3 separate regions of the Homo sapiens genome follow, and all the other regions are linked to region 2. Evidence: chromatin loops called from intact Hi-C (ENCODE). Cell type or tissue: heart left ventricle. All regions are shown on one strand.

What was found. Hi-C counts contacts between places; a loop is a spot of excess contacts. Peaks named below come from ENCODE experiments on the same cell type or tissue, not always from the same donor. Only the 100,000 strongest peaks of a DNase experiment are listed, where the experiment ranks them.
Region 1: a loop joins it to region 2, with 2.1 times the contacts of the local background. A loop is called at or near these places in 5 of 110 quality-filtered maps.
Region 3: it touches region 2 in a loop (2.3-fold over the local background); 51 of 110 quality-filtered maps call a loop at or near these places.

What each region holds. Positions count from the first base shown.
Region 1 is chr11:119,877,043-119,882,042 of GRCh38, forward strand. No RefSeq gene overlaps it. Among named protein-coding and RNA genes, the nearest start is that of LINC02744, 120 kb to the right of the region's middle. RefSeq lists a silencer at 4,013-4,188. In heart left ventricle, a CTCF peak has its summit at 2,176; no DNase peak of the experiment used is centred here.
Region 2 is chr11:119,669,103-119,674,102 of GRCh38, forward strand. All of the region lies in intron 5 of NECTIN1 (nectin cell adhesion molecule 1), which reads right to left. Among named protein-coding and RNA genes, the nearest start is that of NECTIN1-AS1, 38 kb to the right of the region's middle. RefSeq lists an enhancer at 4,477-5,000. In heart left ventricle, no CTCF peak of the experiment used is centred here; DNase peaks (open chromatin) are centred at 2,189 and 2,689; H3K27ac peaks cover 250 bases.
Region 3 is chr11:120,010,522-120,015,521 of GRCh38, forward strand. No RefSeq gene overlaps it. Among named protein-coding and RNA genes, the nearest start is that of LINC02744, 18 kb to the left of the region's middle. RefSeq lists an enhancer at 3,396-4,001. In heart left ventricle, CTCF peaks have their summits at 2,905 and 3,112; a DNase peak (open chromatin) is centred at 2,977; H3K27me3 peaks cover 3,543 bases.

The sequences.
Region 1 (5,000 bases), 210 kb after region 2:
GTGTGCCCCGGGGAGCCGAAGCAACTCCTGAAGACATGTGCTAAGGCTTTCGGTGCTCAAGCCGCCCTTCCTCATCTGGCCTAACTCAGAGTTCGGCGATAGAGGAAAGGGGGCCTTCTGATTTCATCCTAATCGAGGTATAGCACATTTGAACCTCATTAGAAGATAAGAAAGACACCAAGAGAGTTTAGAGGGAGAGGGGCACATCCATTTAGGCTGCTCCGTTCATGATTCCTACCTGGAGTCACCTCCCAGCATGAAGTGGCTCTTACTAAGGGGGAGGGAAGGACCCCTGGAAGATTAGGCTTTGAGTTGCAACTTTATTCTTTCTTATTATTTATTTTCTTTTAAATGTTCATTTTAAATTTTCTTTTAAATGTTCATAATTGCTGGATAATCCAGAGACATGATTGTCTTTTTATTTGCATATGGAAAGGCCCCCAACTCATTCAAACACCAAAAGCCCTTCTCTTTAAATCAACCACAGTTTCACCGCTTGAAGTTGTTCCAGAAATTGAGATCTTGCAATCTTTATTTACTGGGTTGGTTTAACTCCTTCTGGGCTGCTCCTTCCTTTAATTCTCTTCCATGATGAGGAGGCTCTAGGATAAGAGAGAAAAATAAACCCAGAGAGGGCTCCTGTGGCTGGGCTCGCTGTTCGCTGAAATGGAAATGTGTTTACGGTGTGAGAACAAAACGATCTTGGGCAGTGAAGTTGGCAAAAAGAGATAAAGGGGATTTGGTTAGAAGCGAGAGTTAAATGATAGTAAAGGTCTAGAGAAGCCATGATCAATAAATATAAAGTTCAACCTCATTGCTTTTTGCCTCTGAGAAGGGCTGAGCCCCGCCTGCCTCCCCCACCATGGGCCTCGGGCTGCAGACTCTGCTGGTGGATTCAGCGATGAGGCCCTCAGACTGTAAGCATGAAACTCACTCTGTCCGAGAGAACTCTCATGGAGGCAGGGAGGGGTGGATCCAGCCCTCCTGCTCCTCTTGCCGGGTGCATACAAGACGGGCACTCCATGTGTTCTGTGGCTGCCCAACCAGCCCAGGGCCTCCAATGGGGGCACTGTCCAGAGAATCCTAAGTACTTGCATTGGACACCCCATTTTCAAGACAGAATAATCTCAAGAAGAAAACTGTTTATTATCACTATAGAATTTAGGGCAAATCACTTGCTTTGTGAACAACAAGTACATACTTTGAAGAAAAATGGAGTGAGAGAGTCTCAGAAATGATCTTCAGCTCAACGAAGGGCAGATGCCCACTCATTTCCTGCCATCTTAATGCAGGGCTGTATATGCAGAGGAAAGAGCATTGGTCTCTGTGTAGACCATCACGGTGGGATTCTGAACCTAGGTCTATGGATGCCTTTCAGTGCCCTTCAGTAGTATCTGCAAGCCACTTGTTAACAAAATTGTACACTTGTACACTTTTCTGTGCACAATTTTTTTCTATTCTCAAAGAAGCTTGGGTTCCTCCAAAAAGAAGAACAGCTGGCCCATCAGGTGCAATGATGTCTATGAAGATTCTCTGTTTATTATATTTATTTTATTTATTTATTTATTTATTTATTTATTTATTTATTTATTTATTTTTGAGACAGAGTTTTGCTGTTGTTGGCCAGGCTGGAGTGCAATGGCATAATCTCGGCTCCCCGCAACCTCCGCCTCCTGGGTTCAAGCGATTCTCCTGCCTCAGCCTCCGAAGTAGCTGGGATTACAGGCATGCGCCACCACGCCCGGATAATCTTTTGTATTTAGTAGAGATGGTGTTTCACCATGTTGGTCAGGCTGGTCTTGAACTCCTGACCTCAGGGGATCCACCCACCGTGGCCTCCCAAAGTGCTGGGATTACAGGCATGAGCCACCACGCCTGGCCAATTCTCTGTTATAAATACACATATAGGCCAACAGAATTATGACTGTTGAAAGAGTAGGCAGCAGGAAGAACTTGTGTTGCATTACATCTTAGAAGCTGGGGAGGATGAGCAAGGGAGGTGTCTTAGTCCATTCGAGCTGCTATGACAACACCATAGACCGGGTGGCTTATAAACAACAGAATTGATTTCTTACAGTCTCGAGGTTGGGAAATTCACAATCAAGGCACTGGCGAGTTCAGTGTCTGGCAAGGGCTCGCTTCCTGGTTTATAGACAGCTGTATGCTCACTGTGCCCTCACATGGCAGAAGGGGTAAAGGGAGCTCTCTGGAGCCACTTTCAAATCCCATTCATGAGGATTCTTCCATCGTGACCTAATCACCTCCCAAAAATCACCACCTTCTAATACTATCACCTTGGGGGTTAGGATTCTAACATAGGAATTTTAAGGGGACACAAACATTCAGTCCTTGGCAGGAGGCTTTCCATCCATCTGTCCAGTCAACCATCCATCATTCATTGACGTGTGTCTAACATGTGTCATCACTGTGTTTTAGATACAGATGACACAGTGTGGTGGGGGAGATGGATGTGTGACAAAATGCAACCCCGTGGAGTAAGTTCTGTGACTGATGCACTTTCACCAGACAGCTGGAGACACAAGGGAAAAAGCTCCACGGGGAAGGAGAGGGGGGCTCTGGAGGGCTCCACAGAGGCTATGATGCTTGAGCCAGGTCTTAAAGGATAATTAAACATGATGAAATCTTTGTTCTTGGGTGTCTTTAAAAATAAATGTAGGTGCAAGTTGTTGGTTTGCATGAATTTAAAAATAAATACATAAGAATAAGAATAAATGTAGGGAAAGATTCAGGTGACCTCTGGGCCAAAGGCAGGGGCTGGAGAAGAGGACTCAGAGCGATCCTCTAGATCTGCAGGGTGAACCCTGGAGGGCGTGTGCATGCTTGTTTGCACACATGGCTGGGTGTGGGTTCTGGTACCCCTCAGGGAGCAGGAATGGGAGGAGGACTGGAGAACAGGAGACTTTGCTCAATCTTCTCAGGCTTCCTCTGTCCCTGGGTCCAATCAGAGAGAGAGAGAAAAGCCTGGGGCTCACAGATGATGGACACGTTTTTTGGAGGAGAGCGACAGGCGAATGGCATGGAGAGCAGCAGGAGCGATTTGGGCAGGTATTGCTCCCTCAACTCCCATCTACAGCTGCGTCTCGGGAGACAGGGGCTGGTGACCTGGCTGGCCAATAGACTGGCAGTGGTCAGAAGTGATTTTCCTCTCCTACTATCTCTGTCCGCCCTCCAGAGGCAGGGCCTGTCCTGGAGGAGGGAGGATCTGAGTAGTTTACTCCTCCCTGAGAAGCAGGTGTAAAGGCAGGCCTGGGCCCAAGGAGGAGTAGAGGCAAAGCGTTGCTAACCTTCTGCTCCTTTTGGTGTGGTTCAGAAGTCATTTCCCAGCTGGCTTCTAGGAAGCTGCCAATCTCTTGCTAACAAAGACAGCTCGGGGAAGGGCCAGCTCAGCCCTTAGCAGGCTCAGGGCCACAGGGGAGCTGCTGGCTGCCCAGAGGTAGGGGCAGCCTTTGCTACTTGCTAACAGGTGTGTAGATGGGGACTAGGAGGACAAAGACTTAATCAAAGAGGTTAACGGGGGTCGTTGTTCACCTGAGTGCACAGCTCTAGTGAGTACACAGCTCTAGTGAGTACACATAGATATGGGAAGGCAGAGAGGAGAGGAGAGGGGAGGAAACTCATGCTCAGTGCTGTTTCTCCTGTAAGGGAGGGGTCACTGCAAGTGTTTGGAAAAGACAGGCGATCCCTAAACCTGGTGTTAGAGTAACATTTTCAAACTTAAAAAATATATTTTAATGCCCAGTGGATCTGATGTTCATTCAGTTCTCCCAGGAGCCCTGCAAGAAGGTATTCTTACCAGTTAGCCCTCTTTACAGATGGAAACACCATGGCACAGAGGGATTCATTTGACCAAAGTTGCATAGCTAGCAAGAAGTGGGGGCAGAACTCAGGCTTTGGAGTCTTCTGGCTCCAAAGCCCACGTGCTTTGCAACCACACCGTGCCCAGCCCTTAGAGGATTCTGGGAATCCGGAGCCTTCCTCAGGTTCGCCAGGAAGCCCTGGTGGGGAGGAACCAGAAACATGTGCTTCCTTCATCCAAGGTGGCAGAGCACAAGGTGGGTGAGCCAGAACATGCGAGTGGCACGCCCTCAGCAAGTGCACAAAGGAAAACTAAATGTTTACATTTATTTTTAACTATAGGAGGTATATATAGTTATATTTTAAAAATACACATAGTACTGATAAAGCCTAAGTGTTCCCTTTCTCGCTCCTTCCCAGCCCCCTTCCTAGTGGTGACTAGGGAATGACTGAAGCCTCACAGACAGCTGCCTATGCATTTTACATACACATACAAATAGAAACATGTAGGATCTTTTGTTTGTTTTTTATGTAAATGTTAAAATGTGGTACATATGGTTTGCAATTTGCTCTTTTCACTTAAAAATATGACTTGGAGCTATTTCAATTCCACTACCTATAGATCTGCCTCATTTTTATCTGCTAAATAGTATTCTATTATGTATGTATACGTATGCATTTGTATATACATATGTCTGTATGTATCTTTAATTATTTTCCCCTCTTGGACATTTGAGTCACTACTAGAAACAATATAATGAAGAACATCTTTGTCAGCGCTTTTCTGTAAACATAAAGGAGTATTTCTCTAGGATAGACATGAAATGAAACTCCTGGCAGAATTAGTTGAGTAATGGTATATTTAATTTGAACAAATACTCTTTGCCAATTTACAGTCCCAACAGCGTATCAAACTTCCCATTTCTCCACACTCCCTGGAGCCCTGATTATTACCAATATTATAATTTTGACCAAAATAAAATATATGATTTAATTTGAATTTCCCTAATTTTAGTAAGCATTTTCATACTTACTAAAAATTACATACACTCACTGCTTATTTATGCATCCTCTTCTATGAATTCCATGCTCATTTTTTTTTGCCTATTCTTATCATTTTGTAGAAACTCTTTCTATACCCTGGATATTGATTTATATGTGTTGTGCATGTTTCATCTATTTCT
Region 2 (5,000 bases):
AGTTTGTAAGTTATAATTGAAAATGCAGGCTGGGCACAGTGGCTCATGCCTGTAATCCCAGCACTTTGGGAGGCCGAGGCGGACGGATCACCTAAGGTCAGGAGTTCAAGACCAGCCTGACCAACATGGTGAAACCTCGTCTCTACTAAAAATACAAAAATTAGCCAGGTGTAGTGATGGGTGCCTGTAATCCCAGCTACTTGGGAGGCTGAGGCAGGAGAATTGCTTGAGCTGGGAGGTGGAGGTTGCAGTGAGCCAAGTTTGTGCCATTGCACTCCAGCCTGGGCAACAGTGCAAGACTCCGTCTCAAAAAAAAAAAAAAAATGCACCTTGAACCTGATCTCTTCTCACCGTCTCCATCACTACCACCCTGATCCAAGATACTCTCATCTTTCATCTGGATTATTGATTGCAATAGCTGCCTAACTGCTCCCCTGATTCCATCCTTTCCCTCTGTGGACTGTTTTCCACACAGCAGCCAGACAAATCCTGTTGAAGTGTAACATATCTGCTCAGAGCCCTCCAATGACTCTCCCTAGAGCCTTAACGTGCTCTGCTTGCCCTACGCCCCGCCCCACCTCTGAAGTCATCTGTTCCCGCTTTCCTGCAGGCTTGCCCCACTCCTGGCACACACTGCACGGGCTGCCCTGCCCCCTGAAAGCCACTTCCCCAGGGCCCCCAGGTTCACTCCTTTACTCTCTTTGGGACACAGCTCAAATAGCCCCTTCTCATCAAGACCTTCCCCAACTACCCTATTTAAAACTGCAGCTCATAAGCCCACTCCACCTGTGTGGTCCCTAGCACTTGGGATCCCCTTACTCTCTTTTTTTCCTCCTCAATATCACCTTCAAAATTACTACTTTTTTTTTTTTTTTGAGACGGAGTCTTGCTCTGTCGCCCAGGCTGGAGTGCAGTGGCTCAATCTTGGCTCATGCAACCTCCGCCTCCCGGGTTCAAGCGATTCTCCTGCCTCAGCCTCTTGAGTAGCTGGGATTACAGGCATGTGCCACCACACCCGGCTAATTTTTGTAATTTCAGTAGAGATGGGGATTTCACCATGTTGGCCAGGCTGATCTCACACTCCTGACCTCAGATGATCCACCCACCTCAGCCTCCCAAAGTGCTGGGATTACAGGTGTGAGCCACCACGCCCAGCCTACATATTTTTTAAAAATGTATTTTATCTATTGTCTTTCCTCCTATGCGAAAACGTAAGCTCCACAAGGATAGGGACTTTTTGTCTGTTTTGCTCATGGATTTATACCAAGCACCTAGACCGCTTGTCATGTGGTCAATGTTCAAGAAGTATCTGTTGGACGACAGAATGAATTCTACAATGGCAAGATTATGTCTTAGAGATAAGCCTTGTTCTAGGCAGAGCAAGTATTGTAAGGAGAGACTCGAATAAACCTGCATGGGGCCCACTGGGACCTTGTTTCTCTGGAGTGGGTGACAGGAGGAGTGGTGTGGTGGCTTGGGACCAGATGACACTAGGCTTTTTTTCTCCTCCAGGCCTTCTATTTAATTCTTTTTCCTAAGTCCTTTTTTTTTTTTTTTTTTTTGAGACAGAGTCTCGCTCCATCGCCTGGGCTGGAGTGCAGTGGCACGATCTCGGCTCACTGCAACCTCCGCCTCCCAGGCTCAAGCAATTCTTGTGCCTCAGCCTCCTGAGTAGTTGGGACTACAGGCACGCACTGCCACACCCGGCTAATATTTTGTAGAGACGGGGTTTCACAACGTTGGCCAGGCTGGTCTCGAACTCCTGATCTCAAGTGGTCTGCCCACCTCGGCCTCCCAAAGTGCTGGGATTACAGGTGTGAGCCACCACGCCTAGCCAACTTTTTTCCTTAAGTCTTAAGGAGGTTTACTCTTTCCTGGGGATCTTTTGGGACCAAAGAACCCCGGTTATTTTGTTTAGGGCTGGGCCTGTGTAGCAGCAGCAGAATGGCTGGGATGACCTTCCAGCATCAAAGACTTTCGAGTGAGGATACTGAGTGAGGGAGAGAAGAAAGGAGAAGCATGGGGATCTAACTCATTTGCAAGCAGAAGGGGCTGTCTGGCGTGGAGTGGAGCGTCCTCCCCTCCCCCTCCATCCCTCCAGCTGTTACACTCAGCCAGTAGCTCCTGTCTCTGTGCCAGGAGCAGAGCTGCAAGGGCCGCAGCTGGGAGGAGAGAGAAGAGCCAGGCCGCAGGGTCATTTGTGTTTGCTGGCAGGGGCCCAGCCAGCCTCCCTCACATCCTCTTACAAAGGGAGCAGCTTGTCCCTATTCCTGAAGGGTTGTAACCTCTCTTCTGGGGTCCCTGGCTGGCCAAGACAGTGGGGAAGTGGGGGCTCTGCATGCCTTTGGGGTCCTGGTTCTCTGACTGAGGTGGGTGGGCTGGTGCTGGGGGCTTTGGATAGATCTGAGGTGGAGTGAAGTGTTAGGGCTTACAGTCTGGATCTAGGATCTGGAGGTTTGGGGTCAAAGAGAATGTTTGGGTTTGCCTCCGAAACCAATGCCTGGCGCTTCCTCAGGCAGGAAATGCTCCGGCATCAGATTAGGCCTGGAAGCTGCAAGAACTACACCCCCCAGCATGCAGTGCAGCCAGCCACAGGGAGAGTGGGGAGGCCTGGGGTCCACCTCTGGGAAGCCCTTCTGTCCATCTGCAGCTGCAGCAGCTGTGCCTCGTGTCAGACCATCAGGCAGGGCCTCGGCAAGCTGGGGGAGAACCGAATCCTCCCAGAGGCACGGATGCAGCTGCCTTCTCAGACCTCCCAACACACTGCCATTCGCTGGCTCAGAGAATGGCACGTTGCCACGGCACAGCCACGGGCTCCCACATGCACACTCAGCATGCAGACGGAGCCTGTTCACACTGGTTCACATTTACATGCCCAGAGACACATGTCCATACCATGGCTGGGCATGCACACTTGCAGGCTCACACCTGCCTCCCTTCCAGGACACTGGCCTTCAAGGCCCGCAATTCTGGGTCTGAAGAACTCCAGGACTGATGGGCAGACTGTGACCCTCACCTGCAAGGGATGAGCCCGGGCTTCACTGGAAATGTGAGTTGGGACAGACGCCCTGCACCCTGGGATGGACATCCTACACCCTGGCAGCCTCCCTGTCCTGCTCTTGGGAGTGGCGAGAGGCTGGGTCCCAGCTGGAGAGGCCTGGCCTGTCTCCTCCCGACACCCACAGGGATAGAGGCTGCCTCATCTGTTTTTTTTCAGTCTGGTGGAGGCTGCACCCTGGGCCTCTCCCCACCTTGTCATTACCCCAGAGGGAGAAGGGAGGGAGCTTCATTTTGTGACCACTGGGCCCACCCCATGAAACTGCTCCTCTGTGTAAGGGCCTCTGAAAGGGGTTCTCTGGGGCCTGTGCCCACGGAAGCACACACAGATTCTGTCCGGTCCATCTCCTCGGTGCCCCCATCGCCACAGCCACAGCCTGGGCCTGTTGTTTCCCACTAGGGACTCACTCATGGTGGCAGCTCCTAACGGGTGTGCCGGTGCCATCCACACAGCCCCCTGAATGCTCAGTCTAACCCACACACCTCGCCACGGTGCTTCCTGGCTGAGAGCCCTTCAGAGACTCCCTGTGGCCAACAGAGAGAAGGCCTTGCTCCTTCCTCCCTGCCCACTCTGCTCCAGCCATTTTCCTTCCCATGCTTCCCTGGCCTGGGCATCCCGCCCTCCAGCCCTGCCTACTCACTCATCTCCCAGCAACCACTCAGTGCTCCTTCCTCAGGGGCCCAGGTCCCCAAGAAGCCATGCCAAAGCGAGTCTGCGCAGGTGTGCAGTGGCCCAGCACACACGTGTTCTGCATATGCGTGTCCCTCCAGCACACCCCCTGCTGCCCACCTTCTGCCCTGCCCCAGTCACTCCTCATTTCCCTTTCCAGATGTGCCCAGGGTAAAGTTATTACCCGAACGAATGCCCAGAATGAAAAATTAAATTTCCACTTATCCCTCTCGCTCATGCATTCCCTCTGGACCAGTGGGGCTTAGAGCAAGGGCATGGCTGTGCCCTGCGGGGTGGGCTCCCCAGAGAATGTGGCAGGCACGGGCCGACGTGGAATGGAGGGTGGTGAGGTCAGCTGCTGCTTGGAAATTGCCTGAGAGCACAAGAACAAACAGCCCTGAGAAGGCTCAGGCCAACTCCCTGAGTCCTCTGGAGGGGGCTGAGAGTCCCTTCCGAGAGAGGCCAGCCGCTCAGCGCCTGGGCCTATCAATGATTCAGTGAGTGCCATGCGTCCCTGGCTCCTGCCTAACGGGGCTGCCAGCAAGAGCCATGTTGTGTCCCTCTTCCAGCTGGGACCCTAGGTGGCCCGGCCCTCCTGCCCCCAGCCCACACCCCTCACATGTTGATAGCCCACCATCAGGGGAAGGTATCACCACGCAGGGAGTACTGCATGATCGTAAGAAGCCTGAGACAAGTGTGAGTATCCCCATATCAGAGGTTAGGAAGCCAAGGCTCAGAGAGGTGAAGCACTTGCTCAAGGCCACACAGCTAGGAAGAGCCAGTGTGTGAACACTCAGGCCAGGTCTGTGCTGTCTCCCATGTGACAGTGCCTCCCTGAGGGGTGGTCATGTTCCCTATGGCCACTCCACATGGAACACAGGCCCTGCCCTTCCCACCTCCCCCTTGACTCCCCCAGTATCTCAGAGCTGGAGCTTGGGTAACCATGAGGCTCATTTTGAGCTGTACTTGGACCTTCCCCGCTGGGGAGAAGTGTGTGACACCGGCCCCTTCCACCTGCCAACCCGTGGAAACCCCCCAGCTTTCCCCAGGCTCCAACCCTGATGCTCCTCCTCCTATGACTAGTCTCGGGGCCAAGGCCAGGGATTGCAGACAACAGCAGGTGGCTCCACACTCCCGCCCCTGGGTGAGAGACGTGACAGAACGGCTCTGAGGACAGGTAGGCGCAGACCCTGGACAACTTCACGTGGCTCTTTCTGCAGCTGTGTCCTAAATATACCCACAAATGAGGTCTCCCACTCCCGAGACACTGGCT
Region 3 (5,000 bases), 340 kb after region 2:
GGAAAAGCCTGCCCTACACGTTCAGTCCCGATAAGTTCTCCACCTCACCCCTCTAATTTTCTATTAACCCCACCCCGCCCACACATACGCAGCCTTTTCACCCCTTCTGCCTTTTCAGCGTCCTTCACACTACTGAATCTCTGGCTTCCACCTCTGCCATTAGGAAGCTCTTCCTCCTCTTGCTCTCCACTTTCTCTTGCAAGTTGACCCAGCTTTCTCTGGAAGCCTCTGCACAGGCTACCTGGGCAGGCCCCAGCATCTGCACATGCTTCACTGCAGCCCTCTGGGCTCCTTTATGAATGTCATTAAGTCTCTTTCTGGTGTTTCTTCCAGCCTGCCTTAATCTGAGGGCCCCACACGAGCCGGCTCAGGCCTCCTCTTCCTTCGTACCTCCCTCGAAGCCTGGGATTCTGGGCAGTGAGTGCTCCAGCAGCTGACTGACTCCCATGGGTCTGAACACCACCAGCCAGACAAGGCTTTCAGCGCTAAATGACATACTTTGGGGGCAGCAGCTATGATGTCACCTTTATAAACCCACATGCTGGACTCGGAGCTGTCATATTGTCTACTAAATCCCTCAGAAGGAGGAAGTCTGAATCGAGATGGATTTCAAATGTTCGTTTCCAGTCAAACGGACTTAAAACTGTGCATGTGAGGAGGAGTTCAAGGAAGTCAGCCTTGTTCTCCTGGAGGAGAAGCCTCGGGGTTTCATGCTAGTCGCCTTTCAGCAGGAGCCAGGCTGTCGTGGAGGGGAGAGCTGAGACTCCATCCTGTTGCTCCATGGGGTAAAAGCAGAGCCAGTTGTTATCAACCCAATGTGGACAGACTCCAGCTCAACAGAAGAAAAGCCAGGGACCTTGAGACCCTCTGAGCATCCTGTAGCTGTAAGGGTATAAGTGAAACGTTGCCCAACTTGTAGAGGAGATTTAAACATGGAAAGGGGAGAGAAGAAGGCATTGGAGGGGAGAGAAATGAGAGTGGACCAGATGGCCTTCAAACTCTTTCTAGCCCTGAAGAATCTGACCATTACTATAGAAAGAAAATGGCGCAAAACAGCAAGAGACTTCAAAGCCCCTGAGAACAATTGTCCTAATGATGGAAGTCTGGAGAGGACTCCAGAAGTCATTTTCTACAATCTCCCCATCCCCAGGCAGCCTTGCCCCACTGTGCATTTATCACCAGCCCAGAGATTTCCACTGGAGCTAGCTGGAATTTCTACAAGGCAGCAGCCAGAGGTGGTGGTGGGCTCTGTGGCAGCAGGTGGAGAGGAAAGGCTCTTTCTGGGCTGAGCATCAAGCTGGAAAAAACATTGCTGAAGACCCCACCACCAGCCCTCAGGTCTATTGCAGATGCACCTCTCTGTGCTGGAGGGAGAGAGCTTGGCGAGGGAGCTCAGTTGGAAGCGGTGAAACAAGCATCATTCTATTGTTGAGCTGCCTCGCCAGCTGCTGACAAGGGAGGCTTTGCAGACAGACTGAACCTATGGAGAGATGAAAGTCGCTCAGATATAGACACACACACTCCCAGAGTTTCCTGTGCTTAAGCTGTTTGGAAGCTCTTGTCATACGCACCTCGAGCAAAGAGAAAGGAGGCGAGCGGGAATGACTGCTGGAAGTTGAGCATGTTTCCCCAACGCTGGCGCTGCTCTGTAATTCTCCTCCTTCACTAAGGAAGCTTTCTTTCAAAATAATTGGGGAGTGGCATGACTCACAATCACAGTGCCTTCACTCCCCGAGGAACAAGAAGTTAATGGGCTTGCTGTAGGGTGACTAGGGGAATTTGCCCCTCGGTGGGGATCTTCCCAGACCCCCCGGGGACTGCCGCGTGCTAGCTAATGTGGGCCAGCACCAGTGTGAGGCCAGCCCTCTGAGCCTTGGAAGCATCTGGTGAGCTTTGTGCTCTCTGTGCAAGTGGTTGGCATCCTATAGGCATAACCGTAGGCTTTCAGAGTGGGCACAGGCCAAATGTCCTCCCCATGGTGGAGATTAACCGGGCTGGGATCCCATTACAGGAGAGTCTGTGATGCTAGTTAACTCATGCTGGTTCATCTGCTCATCTTGGCTCTGCTGTCACCTTCTCAGCCCCCTCCCTGTCTCCCTTAATTTGATCATCTTGGCCCCCTCCCCTGTCGGGGCTAGAGGCTGCCCCAGGTCCCCATCCTCCCAGACTTACCTTCATCTCTGCTGATCACACAGCACACTCTGTGTCTTTTTATTTTCCTGCCTCATCCAGTAGGTTCTGAGATCCTTGAGGGTCCTCTCCACACTTTGTTAAACCAAGAATACAAATTGCTCAAAAGCAGGGCAGGGCTGGGTCCAGGGTGAGCAAGGAAGGCATCCAGGGTGCAAAATTCAAGGAGATACACACTCTCGGGCTTCCACAAGCCCAGGTGGGCCCCTGAGAATGAATGCCTCCTGAAAACACTGGAAAACACCAGGTTGGGCTCACTGGAGTCCTGGCCCTGGGGCACGGAAAAGGAAAGAATATTAATTGTTAAAAACCAACCATGTAGAGACACTACACTATTTCACTGATCCTCAAAGTAATCCTGTAGAATAGGTACTGACAGCTTCATTTACACATAAAGAAAATGAAGCTCGGTACAGTTTTGCACCTTGACAATAGTCCCAGAACTAATATCACAGACCCGGAACAAACCCCAATCTTCCTAACGCGGAGGCGCATCAGACTGCCTCCAGCAACCGTCCGCAGCTGCTGTCCCATGTCAGAGAAGAGTGCCTCTGAACGGGTGTCCTCTGAGGGGACAAAGGGCTTGGCCTCCTGGACATGAGGGTAGGTGGAGCTCTGCCCAATGCCCCCAAATCCTGACTCGGCAGGTGTGGCTGGGCCTGGGAATATCTGTGTTTGCCAAGGTCCCTAGGAGGCGCCCATGCACCGTCTGGTGGTGGGGACGCTGCACTGCACCAACTTCCATGTAGGGCCAGAAAGTCCTCCCTTAGGGCCACCCTAACTCACAGGCCTTTCACTGCAGCCCCTCCCCTCTCACCCAGGCCTCCGCGGAGTCCCCCTGCAGGAGCTTCCTGCCCGGGGCTGTGCCGGCTGCCAAGTTGTGCTGCTGCCGGTGCTCGGATGGACCCCGGGGAGCAGCAGCCACTGCTCAGAGCAGTCTGTTTTGCCTGTTGCCGGAGGCTGGGGGGTGCAGGAGCAGCCCTGGAGGGGCTTGGCACTATCAGTGGCGGAGGGGTCTGTGTAGACTCAGAGACAGATGTGGCAGGCAAAGATGGGGGACTTTGTCAGCAGCCCTACTAAGCCTAGATAGTTCTGCGTCCCCAGGCCCCACCCCCCGGCTCCTGCCTTTACTCCTACACCCCCTTTCCACCAGCATCACCACTGAGGGGGGCAGCCCAGCCGGCTTCGGCACCAGACAGGCAACGGCAGGAAGCACAGAGGAAACACCAAGGGAGAACAGGTACCCAGGGCAGCCGGAGTGGGCCTCGCACACCCCCACAAGCAGAGTCCCTGCAGCAGCAGAGCCGTCGGTGGCATCAGGGCGGCCAGCTGTGCCCCAGGTTTCCAGAGTGGAGAGGAAGGGACCCCACACTCGGGATGGGCTCCAGGGTGCTGCGAGCAGCGGGTGGCCCCGCTTGGAGCCAATCTGCCTACCTGGAGCAACCTGCCTACCAAAGACCAGAGTCCCACCCAGGAAATCAGGCCCCAGAGAGGATGTACCCGCACCCTGCCAGCTGCTGCCACACTCATCACCTCTCTCTTGTGACTTAAGTCTTCAGGCCGCAGTTCTCAGCGCCCTTCCTGCCCCACAGGCTGCCTCCAGCCCAAACTACACAGCTTCCAGAAAGCGTTCTCCTGCCCAGACCCCTGCCCCTTTGAACACAGGACAACCCCTCACCTGGCATCCCCGGGCACCCATGATCTGGCCCAGATCTCCTGGAGGGTTCACCACTGATCCTCCAACACAGCCACATCTTCCCATCTCCCGCCTACCTCCCCTGCCTCTTGGTTCTGCTCTTCATCTGCCCACATCTGACATATCTTCAGGATCCATTTCAAATCCTGCCTCTCCTCCTCTTCCTTCTCTTATCCCCTAAACCTTTGGCCTCCTGGAGCCCTTTGCCTGTGGCATTTGCATCACTCCCCATATACCCCAGACTAATCTATGAATTCCTTAAGGGCAGAGACAGAGCTGTCCTCAGCATTGTGCTTCCCTACACACACCAGCCTCTGCCATGCCCACAGCTCCTCCCACACACATAAAGCCATCAAGCCTCTTTCTTCAGAGGACCTCCACAGGCAGGAAGTCCTGCCTCATATCCAGCCCAATTCCACCCTGCTCAGGGCTCATTTTCATTCCTCAGTGAAGATGGAGAGCAGTGGATTATCTTCCCCTAAATAATAACCCTTCCTAGGCTTTCACACTATTATTAAATCACCTTTAAGCCACCTTTCTTCTTCAGGCTAAAGAATCCCAGTACTTTTCATGTTCCTTCAGAACGTGACTCTCTGCCCTGTAATTAGCTTGGCAATACTTTTGAATTCTCCCCAACTTCTCCACACCCAGAAAGAAGAAGTGCCTTGAGAGGGGACCAAAAGGAACTGTGTGGAGGGTCTACGATGTTCCAGGGATCACCCCTACTACATTTAATCCTTCTAGCTTGCTGCTCTTCACCCCAATTTACAGATGAGGAAACAGAGGCTCAATATGCTCAGCAGGGCTTCTCAACGTTAGCTGACATGTTGGTTCAGATGATTCTTTGTTGAGCAGGCGCTGGCTATGCCTTGTAGGACGTTTAGCAGCATTCCTGACCTCTACCCACTTGATGACAGCAGTAACTACCCCCCCCCCCACAACACACACACACAGTTGTGACTACTAAATATGTCTGCAGACATTGCCAAATGCCTTCTGAGTGTGAAATCACCTCCAGCTGAAAACCACTGGGTTAAAGGAATTTTGCAGAAATCAATCAACTTGTAAGTAACAGACACTAAATTCAGATCTGTCAGCTTCAAATAATTTTCTT